Regions from separate parts of the Homo sapiens genome. Here regions 1, 2, 3 and 5 are each linked to region 4. Evidence: chromatin loops called from intact Hi-C (ENCODE). Cell type or tissue: heart right ventricle. All regions are shown on one strand.

What was found. A loop is a pair of places that touch in the nucleus more often than their neighbours do. Peaks named below come from ENCODE experiments on the same cell type or tissue, not always from the same donor. Only the 100,000 strongest peaks of a DNase experiment are listed, where the experiment ranks them.
Region 1: a loop joins it to region 4, with 2.0 times the contacts of the local background. A loop is called at or near these places in 39 of 110 quality-filtered maps.
Region 2: a loop joins it to region 4, with 2.8 times the contacts of the local background. A loop is called at or near these places in 14 of 110 quality-filtered maps.
Region 3: a loop joins it to region 4, with 2.1 times the contacts of the local background. A loop is called at or near these places in 4 of 110 quality-filtered maps.
Region 5: a loop joins it to region 4, with 3 times the contacts of the local background. A loop is called at or near these places in 11 of 110 quality-filtered maps.

The regions. Positions count from the first base shown.
Region 1 is chr2:160,481,967-160,486,966 of GRCh38, reverse strand. All of the region lies in intron 1 of RBMS1 (RNA binding motif single stranded interacting protein 1), which reads left to right. Among named protein-coding and RNA genes, the nearest start is that of RBMS1, 9.3 kb to the left of the region's middle. In heart right ventricle, no CTCF peak of the experiment used is centred here; no DNase peak of the experiment used is centred here; H3K27ac peaks cover 2,429 bases.
Region 2 is chr2:160,662,971-160,667,970 of GRCh38, reverse strand. No RefSeq gene overlaps it. Among named protein-coding and RNA genes, the nearest start is that of RBMS1, 170 kb to the right of the region's middle. In heart right ventricle, no CTCF peak of the experiment used is centred here; no DNase peak of the experiment used is centred here; H3K4me3 peaks cover 443 bases; H3K27ac peaks cover 1,889 bases.
Region 3 is chr2:160,580,618-160,585,617 of GRCh38, reverse strand. All of the region lies in intron 2 of LOC105373718 (a long non-coding RNA gene), which reads left to right. Among named protein-coding and RNA genes, the nearest start is that of RBMS1, 89 kb to the right of the region's middle. In heart right ventricle, no CTCF peak of the experiment used is centred here; a DNase peak (open chromatin) is centred at 2,625; H3K27ac peaks cover 2,896 bases.
Region 4 is chr2:160,427,215-160,432,214 of GRCh38, reverse strand. All of the region lies in intron 1 of RBMS1 (RNA binding motif single stranded interacting protein 1), which reads left to right. Among named protein-coding and RNA genes, the nearest start is that of MIR4785, 22 kb to the right of the region's middle. In heart right ventricle, a CTCF peak has its summit at 2,781 (motif pointing left); a DNase peak (open chromatin) is centred at 3,941; H3K4me3 peaks cover 915 bases; H3K27ac peaks cover 3,121 bases.
Region 5 is chr2:160,672,779-160,677,778 of GRCh38, reverse strand. No RefSeq gene overlaps it. Among named protein-coding and RNA genes, the nearest start is that of RBMS1, 180 kb to the right of the region's middle. In heart right ventricle, no CTCF peak of the experiment used is centred here; no DNase peak of the experiment used is centred here.

The DNA of each region.
Region 1 (5,000 bases), 55 kb before region 4:
AATGTACTCCTTAAATGATGGCATAGTGGTTATACAGAAATATAACTTTGATTGTTTTGAGCCATTTGGAATGATGTTTATTTCTCCTAACTGATTAGCTTTGCTTCCGGCAAAGGGGAGGAAATAAGTTTGGGGTTTGTAATGCTGCTAATTAGATCATTGCTTGCCTGCAATCTACACATTTATAATGTGTCTAATGTGGGCTGGCATTTCTTCAGAAAATAAGATGTTAAAAAATTATTCCTGATCTTTAGTGGATATCTCTTTATCTGGTCATCAGCCAGCTTTAATTCTTTCAAAATAAGATATTCACCTCTGCAACTGGATCCAAGTGCTTCAGGAGTCCTGTTGTCCTCTACTTGGCCTCAATATGGGCCCTGGAATCCATTCCTCAGGCTGCCCATTGAACAACATGCGCTATGCAGTTGGGCTGCTGGGTCCCAGATAAACAGTGATTTCAGGGAAAGGTTTTGTGCAACAAAATGAGATCATTTCATAGATGTCATAAATATTTTCACTGGTCCTGAAGGAAAAATGCATCATCTTCCCAGACCCATTTCACACAATACTAGAGGTGTTTCTTCTACAAGTTGAAAAACTGAATACTTAGAATGGCAGAATTGGATGGATACATCATAGAATGCCATGCTCCGAACTTGAGTTTCTTGGACTGGGGGTGGGGGGTGGAGGACAGGGAATCAAATTGCGAAAACAGAATTTTATATTATGAGCTTACATTTATATTATCCTCAAATAATACTATACTATTTCCCCTGTTAAATACTTTTTAAACATGATGATTTTGAGTTGCAATTGGGAGTATATTTGAATTGGAGAACCCCTAAACCCTCCCTTACCAGTAGAATTACAATGAAATACTTTCACAGTTTATATAATAAGGTCTCAGATAAAATATTTAGTCATTAGGAAAAGTAAATTATATTGATATTTGTAATATCGTCAACTTTACCTTTGTCTTCTCAACAACAATTTCGTTTCATCATCCAACAGGTTTTTGACAAATGCAGACATTTATAAAAAGAAAAATTTGCCAGAAAAATGTATTTTCAAGTCACTAGCTGAAATACTCCCACGACTCTCTTTGCCTCCTACAAAGTACAGCTCTGATTAATTTCATTGTTTCTAAAATGACATTCTTTTAAAAAGGTGCCTAATCTCAGCCTCTTTTTAGGTTTCATTCCATATGATCATTTGTATACTTCTATTTAAAAAACAATAAACACAGAAAGAATTACCTATCAGAGAACTGGCTACTAGATGATGTTTTTCTCATGCTCTATGTGATTTGTTCAAAAATTGGGTATACCTTAACTTATAAGTGAGTTGCATTTCCAACAATTTTATTCCAAACAGTTCGCTTGTCATTTGGTTATTTAAAACTTGAAATTCATTTCATAAATAAATAGTTATCCTTAATGATATGGTCCCCAGCGAACCTGTAAGAGTCTGTAAAAGTAACCCACTTTATAATTCACGTATAGTTCTCTACTAACACTGCCATTGAACCAAATCACCACATCAGATGTTTCTTGGAGAGAGGGGTGAGTTTTCAGAGTTAGATTTCCAGGAACTCGTCTTTGCTTTCTTTGGGTGAGTGGGAAGACAGGGTTCTTCTACAATCTTTCAACAAGGCTTTGCCCTTTTATGGCAGGGGAGGGGTTTCAAGAAGATGGGAGGTGCAGCTTGTGAAGTCACAGGGATCAGGGAGTTTGTGCTGGAGCTTCCTCTGGGGGTCCCCTGAGAGCCCTCTTCACTTCTAGACCCACTCACCTGTTTTCTTGTGCTGGCCTCAGAGATAAACTCGTTCCCTTTTCCCCCTAATTAAAATAAAATCTTTTCCTTTTAAGAGCCGAGGGTTCCTAGTACTGCTTCTCATGCTGAGCTTACCACTACTAGATTACTACAGCCTCACAGCTTTTCTTTACTCTCCTTCAGCCCTGAATCAAGCAAACATCTCTTGAGGCTGGCAACCAGAAGGAAACAAAAAGACAAAGTAAAAATTCTGTCTATCTCTTCCAATTCTCTTTTTACCTTTTCCTGGTTCGTTGATGCTTCGTAAATTTTTTTTTTTTTTTGAGACGGAGTCTTGCTCTGTCGCCCAGGCTGGGGTGCAGTGGCACAATCTCAGCTTACTGCAAGCTCCGCCTCCCGGGTTCACGCCATTCTCCTGCCTCAGCCTCCTGAGTAGCTGGGACTACAGGCGCCCGCCACCATGCCCGGCTAATTTTTTGTATTTTCAGTAGAGGCGGGGTTTCACCATGTTAGCCAGGATGGTCTCGATCTCCTGACCTCGTGATCCGCCCGCCCCGGGCCTCCCAAAGTGCTGGGATTACAGGCGTGAGCCACCGCGCCCGGCCAATGCTTCGTAACTTTTTAGGGAATCCCCAGACCCTAGACCTCCTTGAGAATCCGATGATGGCGTACATTTTTTTGTTGTTGTTGTTGTTGTGACGGAGTCTCGCTCGCTCTGTCGCCCAGGCTGGAGTGCAGTGGCGCGATCTCGGCTCACTGCAAGCTCCGCCTCCCGGGTTCACGCCATTCTCCTGCCTCAGCATCCCGAGTAGCTGGGACTACAGGCGCCCGCCACCACGTCCGGCTAATTTTTTGGATTTTTAGTAGAGGCGGGGTTTCACCGTGTTAGCCAGGATGGTCTCGATCTGCTGACCTCGTAATCTGCCCGCCTCGGCCTCCCAAAGTGCTGGGATTACAGGCATGAGCCACCGCGCCGGCCTATGGCGTACATTTTTATTAGCCTCAAATGTTTACCTAGAATCAGCCTGTGGAGCACAGGTTAAGAATCTTACCCAGGGTGGGGAGCAGTGGCTATGCCTATAATTCCAACACTTTGGGAGGCCGATGGGGGAGGATTGCTTGAAGCCAAGAGTTCCAGACCAGCCTGGGCAACATAGTGAGACACCGTCTCTTAAAAAAAAAAAAAAAAAAGAATTTTATCCTGGAAGGAAGACAAATACTGAACAAATCTATGCTTAAGAGGATGAATCAGACAGACCAGAGATCCCTTCATGTTTTTTTTCTGGGTTGTAGCTCAACAGACTCTGTGATGAAGAGCTGCACAAAAGCCAGTGTCCTGCAGAGTGGGCTTGGGTGGCATGAGGTCCATACCCCTATCCAGCAAGGGTCTGAACAGTTTCAAAGTGTGTTTACTTTCTCTCTTCTTCACTCCTGTTCTCCAATTTGCTTCTTGTACTCTTAGAGTTAAGCCACTCTGGACTGACTTCTGTCCACTAACAGGTGTGTGTGATAGTGGTAGATGCACCAGTGTGACCATCGTATAAGCTACTCCCACTCCATCTGCCGGAATCAGGGACCAAGTGGGTCTGACAAAATTTGGCTAAAAAATCTTTACTACCTCTTAATGCTGTAGATTATGATTAAGTATTTGCTAACAATTGCCCCTGATTTGGGTTTTCTCTTCTGATTCTTTATCCAATTTTATATGGAAATTTTAAATAAAATTTTATTTGGTAACGTATAAGTGTGCTATGGAACCATAGACATGATGTAATACTTTGAACAAAAGTACTTAATTAGCATAATAGGAAGTATTTTTATGATAAATGTATACTCCTAATGAGATTGAAACTTAAATGTGATAAAGTCAAATAGCAAGCAGTTTACATTTTTTTCTTAACCCATACTAAAATTGAAAATTACTTATAACCATTTTTTCTACTTTTTGAATACTAATTATTCTTTACCTAAAAAATAATCACAAAAAAGTTGTGTTTTTTCAATTGGCAAAAACCTAAAAAAAGATGTGTTTCTTATTTGGTAATTGTTTATCAGACTTTAAGTTTAGCAGAAGAAATCTTTAACCTTGATTTTGTTTGCTTTTTTTTTTTTTTAAGAGAGATTATTTTTTAACCTACAAATAGGATTTAAAATGACAGTGGGTGATATCTGGTGTTCTTTTCTACCTCTCTCTGTCTCTGTCACAAAATTCAAATACATGTTTCAGCAGTACAGGATGTTCTTCAGTACACATCCTTTGAGCCTTCAAAATTTGATTTGACTGTGTGGTCTGACGATAGCATGTTGAGATAAGTACATTGTGATAGTAATCTGTGCCTGAGCCCTAATGAGCATCTGCTTTCTAGGGCGCCACAACAGCACCTTTCTTTGTTTCCTCTTCCTTTGCTTCTTTGATTTGAATCTTGTTAAATCCTGCAAATGGGTCATTTTTGTTTGTTTTTCAGTATGCAAATCCTCCTAGCTCCCTTTTTTGGGGAAAAAGAAGCCAGATATTTTAAATATAAGTGAATGCACTGGGAATTTTAAAGGAGTCTTCAGGAAGTGCACAGCCATAGTTCTTCTATTAGCAAATCAGACATATTATTCTAAAAATCATCTAGTTAAGTTGATACAAATGGAAATACCTGGTCAGTTTAATTAAATTCAGTAAATACTTACTGTCCAGGCATGGTATTAGGCCCTGGAAGGTGTGATATGTAATTAAAACATAGTGTGCATCATCACAAAGTGCAGTGGAATAATTTTATTTGTTTATTTAAAACTTATATAGTGCACAAATTTTAAATCTGTAGGTTGATATACTCATGTAATAACCACTCAGGTGATGATATAACATTTCCAGAACCAGACAGCATCCTCACTTGTACCCACTAAAGGTAACTACTAGTGTGACTTCTATCTTTGTTGGTTGGTTGTATCCATTCTTGTACATCATAAAGATGAAACCATATTGTATGTATCCTTTTCTGTCTGGCCTCCTTAGCTCCTTATTATTTTGGTTTGAGTCATTGATGTTGTTATGTGTGCAGTTGGTTCTTTTTTTAATGCTATGTGTATTGGATTACAGGATATATTGTATCAAAATTTATGTATCCATTATATTATTAATGAGCATTTGGATTATTTCAATTTAAGACTATTTTGAATACAATTACTGTAATTGTCTTGTTCATATCATGTGTTCAACATATGCACTTACTCCTAAG
Region 2 (5,000 bases), 240 kb before region 4:
TTGCTTTCTGTCTTAATACTTGGGTATCACACACAGAAAAATTAAGAAGAAAAATAAAAAAAGGAATTTCCACTCAACATTTCCCAATTTGAGATTATTTTTCTATTAGGAATAATTTCAGAATTTTGTCAAGCAATTTTCAAATAATAATACTTTTTGTGGTTTATAATACCATAATCCACGTGGTTCAGTCTCAGAGCAGTATTATGGCTAAAAGTATACAGTCCTTGCAAACAAATTTAATTTCAAAATAAATGAAGCCCTTTTCTTGTATGTACTGAACACTATGATGAAGACACATGAGTTTCAGCAATTCTTAAAATCCTCTTTTTTCTCCCCTCCACCCAACACTATCATATATAATGTCTGTTCCTGGACCTTTCTCAAATCTCCAAAAAATCTCCTCTACCTTCAACCTACATGACTTTTTCTATTATTTTTCCACTTACTTTTCTTCTTCTAGCCCCTCATTATACAAATTGACATTATATATAAATGGGAAATAAAATGTATATTGACACTAAATCATTCTCCCTCATCCTCCTACTATTCCAATGAATCTCTCTGCCTGTTATTCTATTCTTTCTCTTCAAAGTCAGGAGAAATGGAAAGACACTTTTTGAAAGAGAAAAAACAATGACTGAACAAACCTGAAATTCTCTTTTGCAGACAGGTGGTAAGTATGAGAGAGAAACTAAAAATCTTCATACACCCATAATTTTTAGTTCGTTGCATTCTAATGGCTACAAAATTTACTGCCCTTTCAATGAAAGTATAAAGCTGTTCACAGAGAGTATCTAAACTTAAAATCCTGAAACCATCATTCCATTCAGACCATAATTTTTAAATAACATCAGCAGCAAGAGCTTAATAAATTGAAGGTTCTCCTCACTTCCTTTTAAGTACCTCAGAGAATTTAAAACCTAGAAGAGAGAGTTAGTTCAACTGTTTTTGCTCTACACATTTTTGCTTTGGAGAGTTGTAGTGGTTTGGGTTAAAATTTTGACCCTAAGCACTGTGATATTCCCTCCCACGATGTGAGTCCCAAGAAACATCTGGAGTCTTCTGCAATGGGTCTCTGAATTTTCATTTCCCTACGTGGTACATATACAGGTTGCACATTATGATTTAATCAGCTGTCTAGAAAAATAGGCTCTTAGAATTCTAACACACTGGAACCAGTTGTGGTGTTTTTAAAGTAACAGCAGGACCACACTTACATCCTAAGACAGCACTCAGTCAAGAGTTCTTTATATCTCTTTTACAGTTCCTCTCTTCATACAAAGTAAACTTTTCTTCCTTTGGTCAAAAGGACATAGGACGAGCTATCTAAATGAAAGCACAGTTCTCTTGTGTCTGATGAATCACTAAGTGACTTGGTTCAACATTAGGTCACTGTGGAACACAGACTGTAACAGAAACACATAAAAGCTCTGACAGGGGAGGGGAGAGATGCTATTCTGGAATATCGTTGCCAGAGTAACATAAACCTTGTGTGTTTTCACAAGGAAATGAGTCACTTGTTTCTGTTGGCTAAAACTCTGTTTTCTTTAATTTCATATTTTAGCTGTCTAATATATGCTGAAAGAGCCCAGGGTTTCCAGTCTTCAGACGGAGATAACTTGCTAATTAAAAGCTCAACAGAGGGTTTTGCATGGTAATTAAACAGAACTGGATAAAAGAAACACTCAAGCAAACAGGAGCACATAGCAAATGCAAGGGTGAGAGCACTCAAACCACAATCAGTCCTCTAAGAGGGCCTGGGGAGGGGGAGCAATACCCATTGAGATAATTCAGAAGACAACAACAACTACAAATAACATTCACTGGACCCAATTTGCTAAGAAAAAAGTATAATATACTCAGACAAACTCAGGATATTTTGCCTGGAATTATTGAGTTATTTTCACGTTTTCCTTTTTTTTTTAAGATTTACCATTAGAAAGACTTACAGCAGGGGCTACACACACAGAAGCCGTCTGAGCTTGGCTGGTGACAAACTAGTGATGCAGGCTGACTATGGGACAACAGGGAGTGATGGGGACTATGGCATTCAGTCAAAAAGTTTAAAATGCTGTGCTTTGCATAATGTATTTAATATTTTACCTGTGAGCCAGATTCATCCTATAGGGTACTAGATCGGGACCTCTGTTCTTGAGTGGCAAGAAACACATGCTTCTTCATTTTTATTTGAAGACTGGCTTTCTTTTAAATATATCCACTGATAAAAATGTCAATATTCATTCAAACTTTTAAAATTATTATTGATATAGATGTCTATATTAAGAATCCTGATACTTAATATATACATACATACATATATATGTGTATATGTGTGTGTGTGTGTGTGTGTGTGTGTGTGTGTAGTTCTCCTCCAGTTTCTTTGCTTTTACGTCCCAAAACATATGGCCATTTGGTACTACTCTGCCTATATTTTTTCTCCCTGTTCTTCTTGATACCTCTTTAAGCAAATAGTCATTACCATCTACCTCTAATGGGTTACAGCCTCTTCTCCCACACCCCAGAAACCTATTCTCAACTGCCCACTTTACCGGAACTGTTGACCTCTTAATCGCCCGCCCTAGTGGACTTTCCAGCCCTGATTCCCTTAGGCCTCCCTAACTCTGTTAGTCCTTACTGGGGACACTCCTTGTTTGTAATACTCTTCTTCATCAGTTTCCCCCTTAACCAAACTATGTTAATTCTCTTTATCCTTCAGTCCTCTGTTGACTTCCATATTTAAATTATCCAAGTCTGACCTCTCTCCCTAATTACCTTCTGAATATTTTTACTGATATCCAATATTCCACTCCAACATAATATTTTAAAAATCACACTCCCCATTTTCCTCCTCTAAACCAGCATCTCTTCCTGACTTCTTTATCTCTGTCAATGGTACAATCATTCTCTCCACAAGACAGTCTCAAACCAAGAAGCTGTCTTTGATTCTTCCCTTTCCTTTCTTTCTCCTACACACAGGATTAGTCGCCAAGCTTGTTGGCTCTTGTAAAGTAATCTATTCTATATCCAAGCCTTCTTTTCTGATCTCATAGCCACACCCTTGACCAGAACCTTGGTTATTATCACTTAATGCCTAATGTATTCCAACACTTCCCTAATCAGTCTCTGCCTGCAATCTCTCAGTGCTGCAACCCATCCTGCTCACTGCAGCCAGATATGCTGTATTTTAAACTCCGCTGTCATGGCTGACCCCTGCTCAAAGCTTCCAGTGACATCCTGTGCCTGTAAGTGCAGACATGGCAGTGTAGTGTTCAGGTTCTCCAGGAGGGTACCTCCTCTTACATTCTTATTTTCCTCATCTCCCACCTGAAGTCCTTCTCTTTCTGCACTGTTTCACTCCTTGTCCTTGAGCCTTCCCACCACCCAAATGATGCCCCCCCCTTCTAGAAAAAATGACCCTTCCCATTTTACCCCTACCCACTTTCGTGGCTCACCTCACTGACCACCTCCTCCCAGAAGCCTTTCCTGATCATATAGGCACTTTCTGCCATATTTCAGCTTGTGTTTATCAAAGACTTCATGAGTTTGGGTCTTGTGCTCTTCAAGAATTCTTAGCCCTCTAAACAGAAGAAGTCTTGTTCATGTATACTGTAGTCACAATGATATAGTTGCAATAGCTTTTCTATAATTATTTCTTGAATAAAGATGGTAATTATCTTAATACTGGCATCTATAGCTACTAAGTTGTACAGAGTGGAATATACATCTTAATGAGTGTGTTTTCAAGATTTTCATAACTTTTTACAGACATTTGTTCATCTTTCATGCATGTCTGAAAGATTTAAGAACATTAATTAAATGTCTAATCAATTTGTATCATAATTAACTTCTATCCAAATCCTTATTTAGCATCCATGTTCTTTCTTTTCTCCTTAGAAACATTTTCTTCTTCTCAGAGATATTTCTTCCTGCAATTGTATTTGTATCATATATACTTTATCAATTCTCATTTTTTAAAACCTGTTATTCAGTTTTTAGAATTTTAACTCATAATGTAGAATGTATATAGTCTCCCATTTTTCAATTGACTAGGATAGTCTCCAATAATAGAATTGCTGGGTCTAAGAGTATATGATTTTGTAATTTTGACAGATACTATCAAATAGCTATTTATAATAGAATGAACTATTTTCCTCCCACAAAGATGATGTCTAAGAGTGCCCATTTCTCCAAAGTGGGACTAACACAGTGCATTATTCAAACTTTTGGGGTTTTGTCAGTTTAATAGGTGAAAAATCGATTAAGGGTAGTTTTTAACAATTACCTTTGTTGCAGTATAATTTATATAATAAAATTTGTTTTAAGTATATAATGTTTTGAGTTTCGACAAACATATATGACGGTATTAATGTAATCACAACCACAAACATTATATAGAACATGTATAGAACATCACACCCAAAATCCTTCATGCCCCTTTACAGCAAATTCCCTAACCCCATCCCAAGCCTCTGACAACCATTAATTTGCTTTTAGCCACCATGGTTTTGCCTTTTATAGTACTTCATGAGGAATTATACAGTAGGCACTCTTTTCTGTATGGCTCCTCCTATTAATAAAATGTTTTTGAGCATCATCTGTGCTGATGTGTGTACCAATCTTTCATTCTTCTCTGTTGTAGCATAGTACTGCATTGTAGGGATAAATTAAAATTTGTTTATCCACTTACCAGTTAATAGACATATTGGTTATTTTCAGTTTGGGCCTATTATGAATAAAACCATCATGAATAATTGAGTATAAGCATTCCACATGGACAGTTCTATGCAAACCTGCCCCCTAAAGCCTAAGGATGCTGAGAGGCCAAATAAAGAGGCTAACAAATCCAGTTTCTTAAAAATAAATATTTAATAGGGACTTATAAGCAGAAACGATGTCTCAGGTGGCTGTGAGACAGTGGATACCCACACCTGCCCTTTGGAAAATATCTTTTCTATAGCAAGCTTTTAGGGCAAAACATGTGCAGCTGGTCACATCTC
Region 3 (5,000 bases), 150 kb before region 4:
GATTCTAGATTCATCCATAAACCTACACATTCACATCTGTGCTTGAGTTGGACCCCTTCCTGCTATGAACTCCCTAACTAACCCCTGACCGCCCCGATCCTGCTATTCCCTTCACAAATGCCTCCCTATGCCTTGCTTCTGACCCTAGCCTGCCCTGGCCCTGGTTTTGCTGTTCCCAGCTTGGCTCTGACAATTCCTAGTGATCTCACCCCATTGCTGATCCCAGATGGGACAGTTGTGTTCAGAAAGGTCATCAGTCAATGGGGTGTTTGGAACTCAAAGAATTTCCTCATAGAAAAAAATCATGATAAATAGTGGTATGGTTCCCAGGCCAAACCACAAAGGCCTATTTAACCAACCATGGTGCTGGCATGGCTGTTCTAAGCCACAGGGTCCCCTAAGTGAGAGTGACATGGAGGGAAATAGGCAAGAGAGTAGAGGCCCCTGGCAACTTAACAATTCCCATGGAAACATGGAATGAGGGAAATTCCAGTGGGAAAAAAGGCAAGGAAGAGATTGAGCAGTATCCCATAGGTCATCCAAGGAGAGATGAAGCACTCAAGATGCAGAGCAGAGGGCACCCTGCCTGGAGAGGGTTTGCAAAGTAGAGACTATTGCAGACTGGACTGGGAGGAGTCCAGGGGCAAAGAAGCAGAGGCCAGCCCTCTGAACGTTCATAAGCAAAACAGCATTATTGCAGGCCTGCCCTTGCTGAGTACCTGCCTTCCTGCTAACTCTGTCCCTGTCTCTCTTCCTGTGAAATTCCTGATTCTTCTCTGGCCCTTTGACCATCTCATTCTGCTTATTGGACATCCCTGATAGCTGATAGATGGCTTTTTGCATAGTGAGATTGGCTTTCACTGGTTTGCTTGTTTTTTTGGTCAAGGGGCCAATTGTCTTGACTGTTTCACATCCACTCCATTCCATGTCCTTACTTTGAGAAAATGCACCATGAGTTCCTTTAAGGGAATCCCTCTCTCTCATTGGATACAGACTAGGGGGTTGTTGATCAAGGTACCATGCCCTCCTCTAACAACAGATCTACTATCCTGTCTTTCTAGCTCACCTTTCAGCCTTCCTTAATCTTCAAAGGCCTCCCTAGCCTTTTAGTGAAATGCTTTGTGCTTGAGCCCACTAGATTTGCAATCAATGATCTCTCACACACACAGGATATCAAAGCGTTCTGCTTACGGCTTGATACTTTCTAATACACTCCCTGAATGCTTGCTGATCACTTGGCCCCAGTTCACTCCTGCACAGACCCTGCAGTACCACATGTGCCCTGCTTGCCTGGCACCTCCAAATGGCTGCTGCTTGGGGCACACTGTAACCTGTGCTATTGCTCTTCCCTGTGAGGTTTGGGCTGAAATGAAAGCAAATATCCATTACAGTTGCCTTCTTAGCCCCCATCATGTCTTCCCCTTCAAAGTACACATTCCATTCCTCTAGGCCCATGTATCTCAGAGTCACGTGGGCGACATAATTAAATGCAGACTCACAGGCCCCAAGCCCAGGAATGCTGTTTCAGTAGGTCTGGTGTGGAGCCTAGGAATCTGCATCTCTACAAACACCCCAGGTGACCACACAGCCCATGGTCTGAGAAATGCTGCTGTGCAGTGAGTCCAGTCACGCCACACGCCTGTCAGCTGAGCTATTCACTGGGGCTGCCTGAGCTGTTGCCCTGACCGAACCCTTCTTTTGTGAGATCGCAAGGCTTTGGGTAAATATTCTTTTTACTTTCATGGGTAGTGACAGAGAGAGACACAAATAGAGAAATAGTAACAGGAACAACAGATAATAGTTCCAGCCCCAGGAATCAACTGGCAAATTTCAAAGTTAACAGTTTTTGCCAAGCTGATTACTGGTCAAATATTTTTTGACTGGCAAGGTGAGAGAAAATCTGCATATTGATAAAACTGTAGATATGTTGGTGGAAAGATATACACATTTACACCCATTCTCTTTATGTCATCATTTTACAGTACGAAGAATAAAAACGCATGTGCACAATGAGTTAGCCAACCTACCTGATCAAGGGGAAGCAGAAATAACTCAGAACCTCAGATCTGTAAACATCTAGTATATTAACACTGTCCCAGAAAAGGCTTTGTGTATCAGACTATGAGGAAGACCTGCATCAAAGGCAGGAGGAGGGGACGACTGCAGAGCACAAAAGGATTTTCAAGCCCTCATTTCTGTCCTGTGCAATGGAAAATAGCAGAAATGTTGGCAGCAAGACAAAACAAATGGTATTTCAGACTCTTGAAAAGTATTATATTACATGCAGTTCCTAATGATATCTAGTATTAATCTAAAACTAACACCCAAGGTCAACTCTACAGTATGTTTTATGATTACTAAATGATACAACATTCTGAATGTCTGGGAACAGACATTTTTGCATGGGAGATGGCCTAGAGAGCTAGTAAGAAGCTTGTTTTTCTTTGTTTCAACATTTTCCTCTCCAACTTCCTATCACTCCCTTCTTTAAAGAAGAAGAAGAAGGAGGAGGAAAAATAAAACTATTTGTAGTAACTGCTCTAGTTTCTGCCCTTAGAAATCTGCTCTATTTATTAACTACTCCTCCGGTGAAGAAATTCCACTGAAATTCCTTCAGGGCCTGGCTGCCTTTCAGCTTCTCTCTGCACATTCCTGCCTCTATGTATGTCACCATCTTAAATAGCTGAGCCTTCTGTGCTTTAATAAGGTCTCTCTATAATCCTTTTTTTTTTTAAGAACACAGACCTAGTTTTGCTAAATTTCTGAATACCTTGGATTATAAAGCCCCCATAATACTAATTAATTTCTGTTCTACCTTGTCTCTGTCCTCACTGGTCGGCTAATAACATAAGGACCAGAACTGACCTCATTATAATAACTTCTTACATTTCTTACAGCATAATGGAAATGATTCCTCCAGGCTGGTATTTGAATTACATCCCCCTCCCTCCTGCTACCCCCCCATCCCCAACCCCGAGGCACTATGTTAAAGATTTAGATGTGCATTCTTCACAGATTTCAATTTTCTGGGTCCCAAAATTTGGGTACTAAATTTTTTACAAGGCATATTCTTTTTCTTTGCAAAGTTCATGACATGTCCAAGCATTGCACTGTCTGCATAGAAAACTAAACATTGTTACGCATGGTTCTGAATTACCATCAGCCAGAATTTATCAAAAAAAAAAAGAAAGAAAGAAAACTGTAAACATCCTATTGTCTTTCTTATGACAGGGGCTTGCTTGAAAAGAAGCTTTCAGAAGCTCTTAGTAAGAGCATCTCACCCCTTAGGGTATAAGGAGTCAGCAAACATTTTATCTTGATTTTACCCAGATGGAGGCTTTTGAGTTCTGGTCCTATGAGAAAATCCCAGAACTCTCTCCACAAATTTAGATTAGTGACGTATTTCATAAATGCATCTTTTCCCTTCCCCTTCCCCACTCCACTCCCCTTCTTAAATTATCTCCAGACCCTTGTAGCACAAACTAGTCTTGGAGCTGGATGAGGAATAATTTCCAGTGTTCTATACCACTGTAGGATGACTGTAGTTAACATTAATATATTATATACTCTCAAATAGCTAGAAGCAGGATATTAGATGTTCCCAACACAAATAAATGGTAAACATTTGGGATGATGGATGTGGTAATTATTCTGATCTGATCACTATACATTCTGTGTGTTGAAACATCACTGTGTATCCCATGAATATCTCTAATTATTATTTTTCCATTTTTTAAACTTTTTTTAAAAAATCAGTATTGGAGCAAAGAATTGACTGGCTCTTTTTGCTGATTCCTCAGCAGGATGAAAAGTACCCCTGTCCACATATTGGGACCCCTTCGATTTTCTATTCAAGTGGCTTTCTGAGGTTTTCCGTTGAGCCCTGGTGCACACTCAAGGCAATCGTTCTCTATATGAGCTGTCTGTGTCATCCTGAATAGTAATCTTACTTGGGGCTCACCAGGGCCCTCCTCTGGCTCATTCTTGCCCTAGCTCCCGCTACCAGTGATTTTTAACTTGTTGGTTTACATGGTCATGATGTCCCACATGGCTTGGGCTATAATTTTCTTACTGACTTGTATTCCACAGCTCACATTCAACCTCAATGATACCCTTAAATCATATCACATAAACGGAAACTGAATAGTTGGAGGGAATTATTTAGACACTCCGTTGGAGGCTGTTATATTGGAGGATCTCCCTACTACATCAGGCTGTGGCAGCCAGGGATTTTGTCACATAGCATGATTTTCCATCCCCTTTGAAACACAGCCCTCTTTCCTTTGAGGAGCTCCTATGCTTGCCCCTGTGAAGCTAGAGACAGAGCTTTACCACTAAATCACAGGGGGAGGCTCACATGGGCTGGGTCAGGCCAGTCACAAGACGTCATCTCCCCACAAGCCATGTGAGTCAGAATCTTTCCCTGAGAATGATACTCAGATGCTAGATGTAGGTTTGGATACAATGGGTTGGTGCAGCTCTGGAGCTAATGATGGCCATCTTCTCTGCCACATGGAGAGGGTAGAGAGGGCCACGCTGCAAAATGAGGCTCAGCGGAGGCAAGAGACAAGAAATGAGTCCACGGTTCTTATCCCTAAGGCTCCAGCACTTAAAGCTCTTCTGTGAGCCACTATATCTTCTTGAGCATTTTCTGTGAGCTCACTTCTGTGAGTCTTCAGTATCTTAAAATCAGAGCTAATTCATTATTTTATGCTTAAGATCATTCATCTTGGGTTTCAGTCATTGCAACCAAAAACACTTTGTCTAAAACCTCTTCCCTTGGGAATGATGGAAATGTACTAGAGACTGCATTGTTCCAAGGAAATTCCAAGAAACATAAGATAATGCCAGTCCTTGCCTAATTAGGGTGAGCACAGAATAGGGTGAGTACTAGTAGACATCGTGGGAAGGTCTATGGCAAAGGTATTAGAAAGCTTCCAGGTAAGGAAGTGAGCCACAAGATCAGTGATAGCATAAAATGGCTGATGCAAAAAAGGAAT
Region 4 (5,000 bases):
CACTTGGTCATTTGTGCATGTCTTTTTCTTACTGAAACTGTCAGATTCTTCTTTGTATCTTCAGAAGTACATATAATATAATGTAACATATGCAAGTTTATATGTAGACATACATTTTTAAATTCTTTAAATATAATAGATTCATGTTCAATAAATAGTATTGAATACCTATTCTGTACTATACAAAACACTGGTGATAAAACAATGAGCAAAACAGGCACAACCCCGTTTCTCAAAGAGCTTTTATAATGAGGCAGAAAGGATGGACATTAAATAATAATTTAGATTGCAGCTTTGTGAGTCCAGAAAAGGAGATATACAGTATGCTATATGAGGGTTATATAACAGGAAGACCCAGCCTATTCTGGGGATTAAGAGGGAAGATTTTCTGGTATAAGTAATTTAAGCCGAGCCTTGAAGAATAAGTTGGAGTTAACTAGGCAAAGAGGTAGAGAAGGAGCATTCCATGCATAGAGAATAGCATGTGTGAAACATACTGCTGGATTGGTTGCCTTGCAAGTATAAGGAACTGAAAGTCCAGATTACCTGGTTCTTAGTGGTGAGGAAGACAATAGTGCAAGATAGTACTGGAGAAATAAGTATGAGTCAAGTCTTGCAGAGATATGTGGGCCATGTGAAAGATTTGGTTCTTTAGCCTAAGATTATGAAACAGACTTTGGAAGGTATCAAGTAGAAGATGCTTAATCTACATTTATCTTAACAGCCTCCCAGTAGATTCCTGGCTTCCAGCCTCTATAACTTAACATTTATACTTATTGTTCTCATTTGCATTGTGACTGCTGTGGGAAACGAGGAAGTAGCATGTCTTCTGCAGGTAATGAGAACCTTTGTACCAAAAGATAGTGGGATGCTTGCTTCCTCAGAAAAGAATCTGGCTAGTAGGTTGATTCGGTCTGGATCCAAAGCTTTCAAAACTTGAATTTTATTCTGTCTTGAATGTGGACCACTTAGTTTATTCTGAAAATCTGATTTCTAGCAGATTTTCAGAATAAACTAATAAATCCAAGAATGGCCTGGGTTACCTAGGCAATAGTCTAATTTTATTAGACTATTTTATTAGACTATTGCCTAGGTAACCCAGGCCATTCTTGGATTCTGAGACCATTCCTCCTGCCACACACAACTCCCCGCAAGAACACTTAGCTATCAGTGGGAAAAATCCAGTGTCTTTCTCTTGCTGGGACCGTCATGTCCATATCAGTCATATACAATATCACAGGTAACCCTGGAGGAGGGAAAGGGGGATGGGGAACCAAAATGCAAAGGACCTGGTGCTAAGCGCCCCATCATTATTTCATGCAACTGAAAGTCAAGCAGATAGGAGAGTTGTAAAACTTGTCTACAATGAGAATAAGCAAGGAAAGAATTAAGGGTCATTTCACATTTAAAAATTCAGCTTACCACTTGAAGCTGTCAGTGCTTTGTGTGTAGAACTTTCAAATAATTAACATTTCTCAAACATCAAAACACAGCTAGAGGTGTGCATAAATAAAGAGGCACAGGTCCCAAAATACTATTTTTACTTTTTGAACTGGTAGGACTAATAGAAAAATAAATGAATACAATTGTTTAGATTAACTAGTTCTTATGGAAAAGAAGCACGGGAGAAAGTAGTTGTTAACCAATACTTGATTATTTGTTAATCACTACTACATAAGATAAAAAGTAGAAAAATAGGGATATATAGCATTTACTTAAGAGAAACATCTCTCTCTTAAACTTTGTATTTGTTTTTAAGCACTCCAAGATCTTGGCCAGGATATTTAACCTTTGATCTAGTTTCCCACTGCATGGTATGGCTATAGGAAATAGTGGATGTAAAAGGGCTTTTAAAAAATATAGACCATGATACAAACATATTTACTAGTATTATTGTTTCAATTATCTATTATGGAGTAACAAATTACCTCCAACTTAAAACTTAAAATGACTTAAAAATGACTTAAAACTTAAAAATGACTTAAAATTTTGCATTTTCCTGGGTTGGCTGGGATCAGCTGGGTGGCTCTTCTGCTCCATTTGACTTTGGCTGGGTCACTCAGGCAGCTGCATGCAGTTGGGAGCTCAGCTGGGGATTGAATGTCCAAGATGGCCTCATTGACATGCCTCACAGTTGTCTGGCTGTTGACTGGAGTGCCTCCATTCTCCTCTGTGTAGCTTCTCATTCTGTACAGCCTCTCTTTCCATGTGGATTCTAACTGGAAGGCAGACTAGCCCAGATTTCTTTACAGGGTGATTGGCTGAAAGCCTCTTCAGGCCCAGATCTGAAAGTCACTCAGCCATACTTCTGCATTCTACTGTCACACAGGGCCATCCCTTAGGCAAGGAGAGGTGAAACAGGTTCCAGTCCTGGACTTTGGAGGAGAGAATCACATTGGGAAAGCACATGCAGAGTGGGAGGGATTGTGGGCAGGTATTTCTGGAAATGTCTACCACAGTTATTATTAAATACAGCTTGAAAGAGTAAAAGATTACAATCCCAATGAATAAGAATGCTTATTCATTGTACTGCTTCCAGATATTAAAATTATTAAGTTACCTTTAACATATGTGTGCTGTACATAATAACCATGGCATATATTCACCATAGCTATTCTAACTGAAGGAAAAGATATATTCCCCAAAAACCTAATTCTTGATTTAGTCTTATTGTTTAATTTTTTAAAAAGTGTACTACAATCATAGTTTTTATTGTTTCAGAGGTTAAATGCACTTTACGTGTTTACTGATACAAAGGGAATTTTGAACTCCCTCTAGTGGCAAAAGATTTTCTTTTATTTTTTCCAAGAGCTTACTTAATAAGATGGCTGACATGTATAACAACATAGTTTCAAAAATGACCTGTTCTTACCATCAGAAGATGCCCACTTTCTCCTGTGTGAGTTATGGTGGGTCCTTTAATCTCTTATGAGAAATGTTAACCTTTCCAAGAAACATTGATCATATTATATGAAAAAAAAGGAAGAAAGGAGACTTCCTGTTAACTTTAAAGTGCAAAAACTGCTAACTGCTCCCTTTAGTCAGGGTCTTAAATAAAAACTATTATATTTTGACAATTAAAATATCATTTTCCCTGGCTAAAAAGTAAATTAAATTTTAAATTTTTGCCTGAAGAATTATTTTTTGAACAGACAAATGTATTTAATTGAAACAATCTTTACATAGAAAGCAATAGATAACTGTTGAAAAGTGCAGCTTGGAAAGCACTAATAGCCAAACTAGGAGGATCATAGGGATCCCAAAGTGTTATGCTTGTCTTGAATTCAAATTTGGATTTTCATAGCCAATAGGGAAGGAACATGGTTATCACCATTACGCCATACAAAAGGAAGCACAATGTCAAAGGGCGGGAATAGAAAAACAGCTATTACAGACTTTGTAAATTAAGTTTTCTTATCCCCACCCCATTGCCAAAGAGAATTAATAATACTAATTAACTTAGTCTGTTACGGGTCCATCTATAGACAGATTTATTCTGGTTCTTTATATAGTAAAAGGACATTTCTGTGATGCTAAAAGACATTCTTTAAAAATGCTCTTTTCCCAGCTATTTGTGGAAGCCGATCCAACCTATCCTGTACTGTCTCGTAGGTTGACACCCAAAACCTCTGTTCTCCTACCCACAGTAGTAGGAAAATGGCCAGGGATGGTAAGAATCCATAGAGTTTTTTTCTTCTTCTTCTTCTTCTTTTAAAGCTCTAGAAAGTGGAACCTAGGATTATAAAAATAATTCCCCGACATGCTGTTTTGTTTGGGACTAAACTATGAAATAGCAAGATTTCACTACAATAATTAATCCAGCCAATAAAAAGTTAGACTTTGTTTCTTTCCAATACCTCTTTTTAGTTCGACATTTATAACTAAGTCTGTGTCTCTTGTGGTCTCGATTACATCCGGTGTTTTCAGCTGGCAGCATTTCCTCTGCTGAGGCCACCCCACGTTTTTTGCCAGGCTACATTTCTGTGAATATAAAGAGAGAAAACCAAGTTGTATTAGAGAGTGAAATTTAAGGAGAAATTGAGTATAACTTTGATTTTTGAAACAAAAACCAAGCCACTGTATTTGTTATAAACAAACTGGTGATTAAAATATGTAGGCTCCAGAAGTACATGGAAAGTCTTATAGCCATCTCGTAGCCATCCTGCATGTTTTCTCTTAAATATTTATAATAACCTAATTTAACTAACAAACAGAGACCAGAGATTCCCTTCCAGCTTTGCTTGCACAGATTTGAAATAATGAAAGTGAATTTGCATTTCTTAAAATGGTGTTTTCTTCCAGCTCTCATAGAAATGTTTTTGGAACAGTGATCTGTGCTAACAGCTGTATTCAATCTTGAGTAAAAGTCACTTCCTGAAGAGAATGAAATTCAACTTAACATTCGAACTTGCCTAGAACATAATCCTGTAGGGTGAGTGTACTATGTGATTATGAAACTGGACACAGGCACCCTGCTGAGATGATTTCTTGTAAATAATACCCAACAGAAACCATTAATCAGTGTCAGTGTTTTTAACTGAAGAATTAATATTCTAAAAGTGTTCCTTATTCATACAGATAACCGTCTTAGTTTTCAAGAATTTTAGTCTTTGATATTTTAAAAATGTAATTCCCTTGTGGAATTGGATCTATATGAAATCTCTATGTATTAATATATACCATCAGATAGACATAAATATAGATACAGATAAACATATATGTTTATATATTTAGGCTTTAACAATTTTTTTAATTGTGTCATTCTTGATTTTCAGGTAAAATTTATTTTTGACTCAGTTCTCTTTACCTATTCACTCATTTATTTATTGCAGTGAGCTCAATTTAAATAGAATTTTGTTCCTGGCCTCATAAAATTAGTTGTAGGTATATATATGGGAGGTACAGTTTTAGCTATGATGGATTTAAAAAATATCTCTTAGATAGTTATTATTGACCTCTACTTTCCTAAATATTATACTTCTTTATTTTAAAGAAGGAAA
Region 5 (5,000 bases), 250 kb before region 4:
AGAGAGAGGACATGAAGAAAATTGTGTTTAATTGGTGAGATTCTTTCATATGGGCATCAGAGATGGAGGAGGAGACCCCTTACTATGAAGAGCACACACTGGACATTAAAGCTGTCTAACTCCCTCCTCTCCCAGTTTCATTTAATCGTCGTGATCTCATCTCTCTTAACTGGTTCAGGATCCATTGAGAACTAGGATTGGTTAAAGAATGGACATGTTACCAGTGAGAAGTGAGGGAAGGTTTGCTGAGGGCCCCTGGGAAAAATGTCCCCTTAAGAGAAATTCCTGGAAGACATCCTTTCTCCCTGCTCTGGGTGCTGTTTTTGTATGCATGGGAAGCCAGGAAAAAATCTATAGCCATTTTCTGGCCACTTGAAGAGTAACAACAATAAAAGAGGGAGACAGGACTAAGCCAAACTTAAAGCCTACCCTACTCTAGGACTTTAAGTCAGTGAATCATTTCCCTCTCTTATTTATAAGGTAGTGTGAGTTAGGCTTTCTTTCACAACAGTAAGTTCTCTTAAGTGATACAGAGGATACTGTGAGAGAGGCAAGCTAGCCCTTCAAGACAACTTGGGCATGCCTAGCCCTTACACAGTAGAATGGGGGTAAGTTCAAGCAATCCATCCTCACTCCCCTAAGGCCTTCTGGAAACTACTTCTGATTAAAAGGAAGAGGACTTCACCTGACACTGTGTAGCCTAGGTAAAAAGAGACTGAGATGGAGTGGAAGAGACTTGATATAAAGAATTAGCATTCAAGTTTCATGTAAAATGGGTTCCAAAATGACTTCCAGGCTGTGTGCAGTGGCTCATGCCTGTAATCCTAGCACTTTGGAAGGCTGAAGCAGGAGGATCACTTGAGCCCATGAATTTGAGACCAGCCTGGGCAACTCAGTGAGAATATGTCTCAAAAAATAAAATAAAACACTATATGTATATGGGTAGGCAGAGTGGGCCTTGTTTATATTCTGCTAGTACCTTCTGGGTTCAAGTATGTATTACTGCTGCATTTATCATCCCCAATGTCTTTTTTCTGCATCTTCTTTTTGTTTCTGAGCACTGCCCAATCCCTTCTCTCCCCAAAGACTGTGTATAGCAGACTCTACTGCAGATGTGAGGCTACAGAGGATGTTACAGGGGAGCAAAGCACAGCCAACAACTTAACACTAATCATAGACACCCATCTCCTCACAAAGTCCCCCTTATTTCTGGCTTTCTCTTCTACCTGGGCTTCAATTTATTGCTATATTGCTGATTCTCCTCGATCTTTTAACCTTGTTTTCCCAAACCCATTTACTCCCTTTAAAAAAATCTTATTTCTTATGAGGAACATTTTAACCGTTTCATCAACTCATCCAGCCTATTCCAGCTATGCCCATAAAGACTTAACTATCTTTAAAATAACATATTTGGCTGGGCTTACTGGCTCACGTCTGTAATCCCAACACTTTGGGAGGCCAAAGAGGGAGGATCGCTTGAGGCCACGAGTTCAAGATCAGCCTGGGAAATATAGGGAGACCCCATCTCTACAAAAAAAAAAAAATTTAAAAATTAACCAGGCATGGTGGCACACACCTGTAGTCCCAGCTAAGTGGGAAGATGGCTTAAGCCCAAGAGTTTGAGGTTATGATGAGCTATGATGGCACCACTGCATTTGAGCCTGGGTGACAGAGTGAGACCCTGTCTCAAAAAAAAGAAAAACATATTTTTTCTTTTTACACATTTACAAGAATAGTAACCAAACAATGAAAACAATCTAACTGCTCATCTAAGCAGTTGTAGTCCATTTATATAGTGGAATACCAAGTAACCGTTAATATCATGTTGTAATCTTCCATTTCAATGTGGCCAACTGAAAACATCTCAAAGTAAGAACAGTGAAGAAGTACAAAAAGATAAGTGGACTGGTCCCCTGCACCTGTCCTCCTAACCCCTGTTGGATTAAGAAAGACAAGACCAACCCTTTTTCTGGGGAATTACCTTCCTCCTTCCTGTGTTGGCCAGGGCTGTTGGAACAGTGTGAGCTTTCTCAGTGATTTTTTGCAGTGTTGTTCCCTCCCTTGAGGCTGAGAGGAGATAACCACTAACCTAGGAATTCACAACAAATTTTTATTACTTTAAGCTGAAAAAAAAAATAAGTGGATAACAGTATTGCAAAGGAGAGGAGAAAGTATCAGGTAACCAGGGCTTTTGATAAATTTCTGGAAGAGAGAATGTAGAATGGATACTGAAAAGGCTGCAAGAGGGGTAGGAGCCATTTTCTCAGCAACAAAGTAAAAGAGAGGCTCTAAGCTTGGAGTGAGCTGGGCTAAAAAGAGGGACAGAAATCAAGATGATTTAGTCAGGGATTATTTACAGAGCAATTGTACTACTTGGCCCCTTCCCAACCCCATCCCACCCTCTATAAGATGGCCACAATGTTTGCCTCCACAATAAAACCAAAGAACTAATATCTAAAGAAACTGACCAGTATGCCAGAAGCACTTCAGAGCAAAGCTGTCCTTATTGGTATAAAACAGGATAGAGTTGGTCTGTTTGCCTGCTTGCTTTCAGATCTTACTCCCTTAAGTAAAGCTTTTTAGTGACCATATTCACACTCAGCTTTCAATGAATGGGAGAAACTTGTTGGTTCAACAAGACTAGACACTTGTGAGGAAACTCAAACATGCTCCCTGTTAAACAGCTTGTCTTTTTGTCCATTGTTCATAAATATAATGAGGAAATAAAACAATGACCTCGAAAGAAACAGTGATAATTGAGGGAATAAAAAATAACTTTCAACTTTAAAAATATTAGAGAACAAGTTGCCTACAGAAAACAAGAACACACTGCTAAGAAGAATATGCAATCAAAGAATACCAAAGAGTTCATGGAAATTTTAAAATGTCTTTGAAAATACAAGAAATTCAATAGACTTTGAGGAAAAAAACTAAAGAAATCCTCTAAAAGATAAAAAATAGAGCTAGGAAGAAAAGTTAAGACAGAGAAGATCATGTCCCTGTTAGTTAGATCTCATCTAACAGGAGATCCTAAATGATAAAACAAAGAATATAACAGAGAGGGAGAAAAGGTAATAAAAGGGAATTTTCTAAAACTAAGAATAATGTTTTTGAACTGAAAATTCTTACTAAATAAATCTGGTAGAGTGTTTCTAAAGATGGTTACAGTATCTCTTATCCCACATGACTGTTGCACTGAGATTTTGTCACTCTTTTCATCAAACTGTACTTCCCCTACCCTTAAACTTGCACTTCTCCTGAGACTTGCTTTTACCAACAGAATGTGGCAGCAGTGGCACTGGGTAGCTCCTGAGACTAGGCAGGATGAACCATTGTACCTTCTGCTTAGCCTTCTTTGGGGAAGCCAGCTGTCATGCTGCAAGAAAGCTCAGGTTAGAAAGTCAAATAAAGAACACCATCTGGAGAAAGCGGCCATGTGGAAGAGCACCAAGGCAACAAAGATATGAATGAAGCTTTCTTGGTCCTTCCAGCCCATCCCAGCAGTCAGCTGAACATAGCTAAATGAGTGATCGCAGTTAACCCCAATGTAGCAAAGCAATTGCTCAGCCAAGTTCAGCACTATTTCCTGGCCAATAGAATAATAAGAAATAGTAACTTCCTATTGTTTTAAAGCATTAACTTTTTGGGTGGCATGATATAATGCTGTTAATATTTTTTTAAGGTCCTTACTTGAACATATCCAGCATTTTTTCAGAACTCTGATGATAAAGATAAGATTCTACAAGGTTCCAGAAAGAATAGTTATGTATAAAAGATTGAGAATCAGAATGGTATCAGACTTTTTATAAGGGGCATTAGATACTATATTTCAGTTGAGCAATGCCTTTATACTACTGAGAAAAAAAACTATTTTGAATATATAATTCTATAACTGGGCAAAACATCAACCAGATATGAGTGCAGAAAAGATATAGTTTTGGGCATGAAAATAATCAGAAAGTTTTTCACAACCCACAGACTATCTCTGAAAATACTTCAGGATATAATACAGCAAACTGAAAAGGTAATTTCAAAAAGATATGAAATCCAAGAAACAGTGATACAAACCCAAAGATGCAATACAATCTCAAATGGACAGCAGTCAGCAAGTCTATACAACAACAGCTAAAACTTGTAATAGTCACAGCCTCCAACAAGAATATCTTCAAGGGGAAAAATATTCATAATATATGATTAAATATCTAAATTATCTTTGTAAAAAATATATAATCATGCTCTAATGAGAGAGATGAAGAGAATGAAAATTAAACTATCCCTTTCCCTCTTTCTCCTCCTAATTTGTTTTAGTAATATTTTCTTTGGATGACACAGACTTAATGACATAAAAATACATGTCATATTTTCCAGAGACAAATATCATTTTATATTTTGAACTCTCATATGGTTTGAAATTTTGTTTGTTGTACATGTTACTTTTACAACTTTTTTATATATTGTTATCAAATATTTGTAAATATTGCTGTAGAAAAAGTTTTTTGTTATATGGGAAATGCTTTTTTAATTTTAAAAAAGGATATGTATGGAAATAAAAGGTATCTTTTGTTTAGGAAATTATTAATGATATTTTTCTTTTGTGGTCTTTCAGATTTTCTATACGGAAAACTGAGAATTATTTAAAAAGAAAACTTACAGCTCTCAAAAATCATCAGAAAGTAAAAATTCATCAGGCAGGTCATGTCAGAAAAATTGAAATGTTTTGTAATGGCCCATGCCTTCCATGCTTAACTTCTCAAATCTCATATTATACCTTTGAATATTAGAGGTTGACAGATCCATTTTTACATCCATTTTAGTTCTAGCTTTTAGTGTCTTAAAACCTGTGTATGTAATGTATACTTAGAGCTCTTGACATACAATGTCCAGAAGCTTCTACCCTATTTAAAGTCTAAATATAAAAAAAGCTGAAACTAACACACTTTTTGTTCTCTAGGTAATTAATACTTTTAATTATATGAAGAGATTTTTGTCATGATGTAATT